Regions from separate parts of the Homo sapiens genome. Here region 1 is linked to region 2. The links are chromatin loops, found by intact Hi-C in ENCODE. Cell type or tissue: GM12878. All regions are shown on one strand. Each heading gives the region's core, and the rest is flanking DNA. Links, peaks and the distances in the headings are about the cores only.

Region 1 (2,916 bases), core at 277-2,776, 190 kb before region 2:
CTGACTACAGCGCACCCCGCCACGCCCCGCAGACTACAGCGCACCCCGCCACGCCCCACTGGCTACAGTGCACACCGCCACGCCCCACTGGCTACAGCGCACACCACTACGCTCAGCTGATTTTTGTATTTTTTGTACAGATGGGGTTTCACATGTTGCCCAAGCTAGTTGTATTTTTATTTATTTATTTATTTGAGATGGAGTCTTGCTCTGTTGCCCAGGCTGGAGTGTGGTGACATGATCTAGGCTCACTGCAACCTCTGCCTCCTGGGTTCAAGTGACTATCCTGCCTCAGCCTCCCAAGTCACTGGGATTACAGGCGAAAGCCACCAAGCCGGGATAATTTTTGTATTTTTATATTCGTATCCCATGTTGGCCAGGCTGGTCTCAATTTCCTGACCTCAAGTGATCTGCCCGCCTTGGCCTCCCGAAGTTCTGGGATTACGGGCGTGAGCCACCATGCCCAGCCCAGGCTGGTTGTATTGATTTTATAATACAGGAAATAAAAATTTTAAATTAAATATACCAATCCAATGAAAAACTAAGAATTAATTAATGGATTTAAGAGTCAGAAAGGTCATAGCTCAAGCTTTGACCAAGCTTTCCAACCAGCTTTCTTCCTCTGTAACCTTAACTTCCTTATGCCTCAGTTTTCTCATCTATGAGAGAAAGCAGGCTGGGTACAGTAGCTCACACCTGTAATTCCAGCACCTTGGGAGACCAAGGTAGGAGGACTGCTTGAGCCCAGGAGTCTGAGACCAGCCTGGGCAACACAGTGAAACCCTATCTCTATTAAAATTATTTTTTACTGCCAGCATGTGTCAACTAAAAAAAAAGAAGAAAAAAATATTTTTAAAAAGATAATTTTTAATAAGACAAAGCAAAATAAAACAAAATTTGAGCATATAATCCCCCTTCTATGTCCCAGAAATCACTGCATTGGCTCTATGCCTATTAAAAAATAATACATTAAAAAGATTTTTGGGCCGGGCACAGTGGCTCACGCCTGTAATCCCAGCACTTTGGGAGGCCAAGGCAGGTGGATCACCTGAGGTCAGCAGTTGAGGCCAGCCTGGCCAACATGGTGAAACCCTGTGTCTACTAAAAATACAAAAATTAGCTGGGTATGGTGGTGGGCGCCTGTAATCCCAGCTACTCGGGAGGCTGAGGCAGGAGAATCTCTTGAACCCAGGAGGCAGAGGTTGCAGTGAGCTGAGATCGCGCCACTGCACTCCAGCCTGCGAGACAGAGCAAGACTCTGTCTCAAAAAAAAAAAAAATTGAAGTATCCCAGAAGTCACGTCCATGAAGTAACTAACATAGTTCCATTTTCCCTAAACAAGTCCAGAGGGGCTATGATCTCACACTATTCGATCCTGAAACACAAGGGATAGAATATACAAATGAAGACTACTTTGTTGTTTCTTTGCTACTAGACAGCATACAGCAGGGAAATTTTGCTCAAGAAACACATTGCCTGGATGGTGGCAATAGCACAGAATGCTGTTGATCAAGTGGCTGCTTGCAGCACAGCTAATCATCCTATGTTAGGCCAAGTAGATCACTGAACCTTTTCTCAGACCAATCCCAGATGCGCCTCTTGCTCTCTCCAGTGCTTCCCCAGCCTACCAACATCTCAACTGGCCACCATTCCATCCCAAGTCTTTGGCAAACCCAGGCTGATATATTAACCAAACGGCCAGAAGGGGTCACTGTTGAACTAGTCTGGGAAGAAAGCTAGCGTTAGCCATTCTTTTACCAAGTGGCTATTGGCCAGGATAAACACACCCCTGATTTAATGTATGTTATAGTATATATAATCATATTTATATAAATTATATACTTTTAATATAATTTTTCCTGTTTCTATTATATAATGTACTATATAATACATATTTAATATCATTTATATATTATGCATATATTACATATGTATATATGTTATATAGATAGATAGATAGATTTTTTTTTTTTGAGACGGAGTCTCACTCTGTCGCCCAGGCTAGAGTGCAGTGACGTGACCTAGGCTCACTGCAACCTCTGCCTCCCAGGCTCAAGTGATTCTCCTGTCTCAGCCTCCTGAATAGCTGGGATTACAGGTGTGTGCCACCACGCCTGGCTAATTTTTTATATTTTTAGTAGAGACGGGGTTTCACCATGTTAGCCAGGATGGTCTCGATCTCCTGACCTTATGATCCACCCACCTCAGCTTTCCAAAGTGCTGGGATTACAGGTGTGAGTCACTGTACCTGGCCTATATATATATTTTTTTAATTTTTATTTATGTATTTATTTATTTTTTAAGATAGGGTCTCTGTCACCCAGGCTGAAGTGCAGTGGTGCAATCATGACTTGCCGTGGTCTAGACCTCCTGGGCTCAAACAATCCTCTCACCTCAGCCTCCTGAGTGGCTGGGACTATAGATGCACACCACCACACCTGGCTAATTATTAAAATTTTTGTAGAGATGGGATCTCACTGTATTGCCCAGGCTGGCCTTGAATTCCTAGCCTCAAGCAATCCTTCTGCCTTGGCCTCCCAAAGTGCTGGGATTATAGGCATGAGCCACCACACTCAACCTCTGTATATTATTAACAGCAACTCCCTTTCATGCTCAAAACCGTCCTGATTTGGATGATAAATTATATGGTTTATGTGGGTTATGAATTATACGCTGCACCACTGGTGACTAAGTAACCATATGTCCTCCTTTAGGCAGAAGAAACCTGGGTTTCAGTTAATGATCTCTTTTGATAGATTTACTCTCCCAAATACCTACCACCGAAACATTCTGTTCCTAACATTTCCATTGCCCTTCACACTCTCCCTTTTCCTTCCTTTCTCTGAGTTAAACATATTGCTGATTTTTTTCATCTCCCAAAAGATTCCTAGAGCTGACCTTCTTGTCTCTCAAATC
Region 2 (2,916 bases), core at 292-2,791:
TGCAGTGAACCAAGATCAAACTACTGCACTCCAGCCTGGGTGACACAGCAAGACTCCGTCTCAGGAAACAAAAGAAAAAGAAAATGAAAAAAAACCCACAATCTTACAGCTTCCAGCTTCATGGCTCGTAAACTGTAATTTCTATCTTTTGGCTAATTTGTTAGTCCTACAGAAGCAGTCTACTCCCCATGCAAGAAGAGGGTTTGTTTTGGGAAAGGGCTGCTATTGTTTTGGTTTCAAACTATAAACTAAGTTTCTCCCAAAGTTAGTTTGGCCCAGGAATGAACAAGGACAGCTTGGAAAAGTTTTGACAAAGGAAGGAAGGAAAAAAGGGAGGGAGAGAGGGAGGGAGGGAAGGAGGAAGGAAGGAAAGAAGGGAGCGAGGGAAGGAAGGAAGGAAGGAAGGAAGGAAGGAAGGAAGGAAGGAAGGAAGGAAGATGGAGTCGGTTAGGTCAGATCTCTTTTACTGTCTCAGTTATAGTCTTGCAATGGTAGTTTCATGATCACTTGAGCCCAGAAGGTCCAGCCTGCAGTGAGCTGTGATTGAGCCACTACACTCAGCCTGGGCTATACAGAGTGAGACCCTGTGTCACTAGCAATGATAATGATAATAATAACTTTTAAAAGTTTAAAAAGAAATAAATTTAATTTACCCTTAAACTTGAAAGCAAGGATGATAACAGTCCCTCCCTAAAACTAATCCCCTCCTTGCTCAAGGACCAAAAACTGCCTTTGTGGAACCAATAAAAGGCCACAAGATTAGGATTGTGGGAGGGGCCTGAACTCTGCTAAAATGTAAGCGTAGTTTATTTTTCTTTTCTTTCTTCTTTTTTGAGACTGAGTTTTGCTCTTGTTGCCCAGGCTGGAATGCAGTGGTGCAATCTCAACTTACCGCAACCTCCGCCTCCCGGGTTCAAGCAATTCTCCTGCCTCGGCCTCCGAAGCAGATGGGATTACAGACGCCTGCCACCATGCCCAGCTAATTTTTGTATTTTTAGTAGAGACAGAGTTTCACCGTATTGGCCAGGCTGGTCTCAAACTCCTGAACTCAGGTAATCTACCTGCCTCCACCTCCCAAAGTGCTAGGATTACAGGCGTGAGCCACCACGCCCAGCCTGTAAGTGTAGTTTCTATAATCCCTTTCTACTCAGGAATCATGTGGCCAGAAGCCACAAAACAGGTGTAGTTTCTCCATCCCCAGTTGCTTCTATAGATATTGTCACTATTGCAGAACCTACGATTACTTTTTTGAGATTTTTCTTTGGACTGACCACCTGGGCTTGGGACTCATGACTGTGGCCCCACCTAGAGGTGAACTCAGCACACATGGACTGTTTTCCACACCCCTCTCTCTTTTTTTTTTTTTTTTTTTGAGATGGAGTTTCGTTCTTGTCACCCAGGCTGGAGTGCAATGGCATGATCTCGGCTTATTGCAACCTCCGCCTCCCGGGTTCAAGCGATTCTCCTGCCTCAGCCTCCCAAGCAGCTGGGATTACAGGCATGTGCCACCACGCTCGGCTAATTTTGTATTTTTAGTAGCGACGGGTTTCACCATGTTGGCCAGGCTGGTCTCGAACTCCTGACCTCAGGTGATCCGCCCGCCTTGGCCTCCCGAAGTGCTGGGATTACAGGCGTGAGCCACCATGCCCTGCCACACCCCTATAATTTTATATCCAACCAATCAGCAGCACTCATTTTCTAGCCCCTTGCCCACCAAATTGTCCGCAAAAACCCTAACCTTCAAGCCTTGGGAGAGACTAATTTGAGTAGTAACTCCGTCTCAAATGTGGTTGGCGTCACATTAATTAAACTCTTTTTTTATGGCAATACCATGGTCTCAGTGAACTGGTTTTGTCTGTGCAGTGGGCAGGAAGAATCCATCAGGCAATCAAAATTTCTACTTTTTTTTTTTTTTTTTTTTTTTGAGACAGAGTCTCGCTCCGTCACCCAGACTGGAGTGCAATGGTGAGATCTCGGCTCACTGCAACCTCCGCCTCCCGGGGTCAAGCAAGTCTCTTGCCTCAGCCTCCTGAGTAGCTGAGATTACAGGCATGCACCACCACGCCTGGCTAATTTTTGTATTTTTAGTAGAGATGGGCTTCACCATGTTGGTCAGGCTGGTCTCAAACTCCTGACCTCAGGTGATCTGCCCTCCTCGGCCTCCCAAAGTGCTGGGATTACAGGCTGAGCCACCGCACCCAGCCCACATAATTTTGTAAAAAAAAATAATAATAATAAGCAGCTCAGAGTAAAAAAGAAAATGCCTAAGTACACACACAAAATCCAAGTACCATGTATTAGAAGCAGTATGAACAACAGATAGAGTGAACAGACTTGCAAATAGTTCAATACTGGAATTTCAGACATTGATTTATATAATAAGTATGTGGCCAGGTGAGGTGGCTCATGCCTGTAATCCCAGCACTTTGGGAGGCTGAGGCGGGAAAATCACCTGACGTCAGAAAATTGAGACCAGCCTGGCCAACATGGTGAAACCCTCGCTCTACTAAAAACACAAAAATTAGCCAGGTGTGGTGGTGCATACCTGTAATTCCAGCTACTTGGGAGGCTGAGGCAGGAGAATTGCTTGAACCCAGGAGGCAGAGGTTGCAGTGAGCCGAGATCATGCCACTGCACTCCAGCCTGGGCGACAGAGTGAGACTCCATTTCAAAAAAAATAAAATAAAATAAAATAATAAAATAAAATATGTTTATCATGGGTGAAGAAATTGTAATCCCAGCCTGAACAATATAGCAAAACCCTGTCTGTACAAACAAATAAAATAAAATCAGCTGGGTGTGGTAGCATACGTCTGTAGTCCCATCTACTTGACGGGCAGCTGGGTGTGGTAGTGTATGTCTGTAGTCCCAACTACTTGACAGGCTGAGATGGGAGGATTGCTTGAGGCCAAGAAC

Evidence for each region. Peaks named below come from ENCODE experiments on the same cell type or tissue, not always from the same donor. Only the 100,000 strongest peaks of a DNase experiment are listed, where the experiment ranks them.
Region 1: it touches region 2 in a loop (3-fold over the local background); 16 of 110 quality-filtered maps call a loop at or near these places.

What each region holds. Positions count from the first base shown.
Region 1 is chr3:196,252,072-196,254,987 of GRCh38, forward strand. The region is part of intron 3 of PCYT1A (phosphate cytidylyltransferase 1A, choline); the gene reads right to left. Among named protein-coding and RNA genes, the nearest start is that of PCYT1A, 34 kb to the right of the region's middle. In GM12878, for the core only: a CTCF peak has its summit at 1,699 (motif pointing right); a DNase peak (open chromatin) is centred at 1,680.
Region 2 is chr3:196,444,276-196,447,191 of GRCh38, forward strand. No RefSeq gene overlaps it. Among named protein-coding and RNA genes, the nearest start is that of UBXN7, 13 kb to the left of the region's middle. In GM12878, for the core only: a CTCF peak has its summit at 1,301 (motif pointing left); no DNase peak of the experiment used is centred there; H3K27ac peaks cover 63 bases.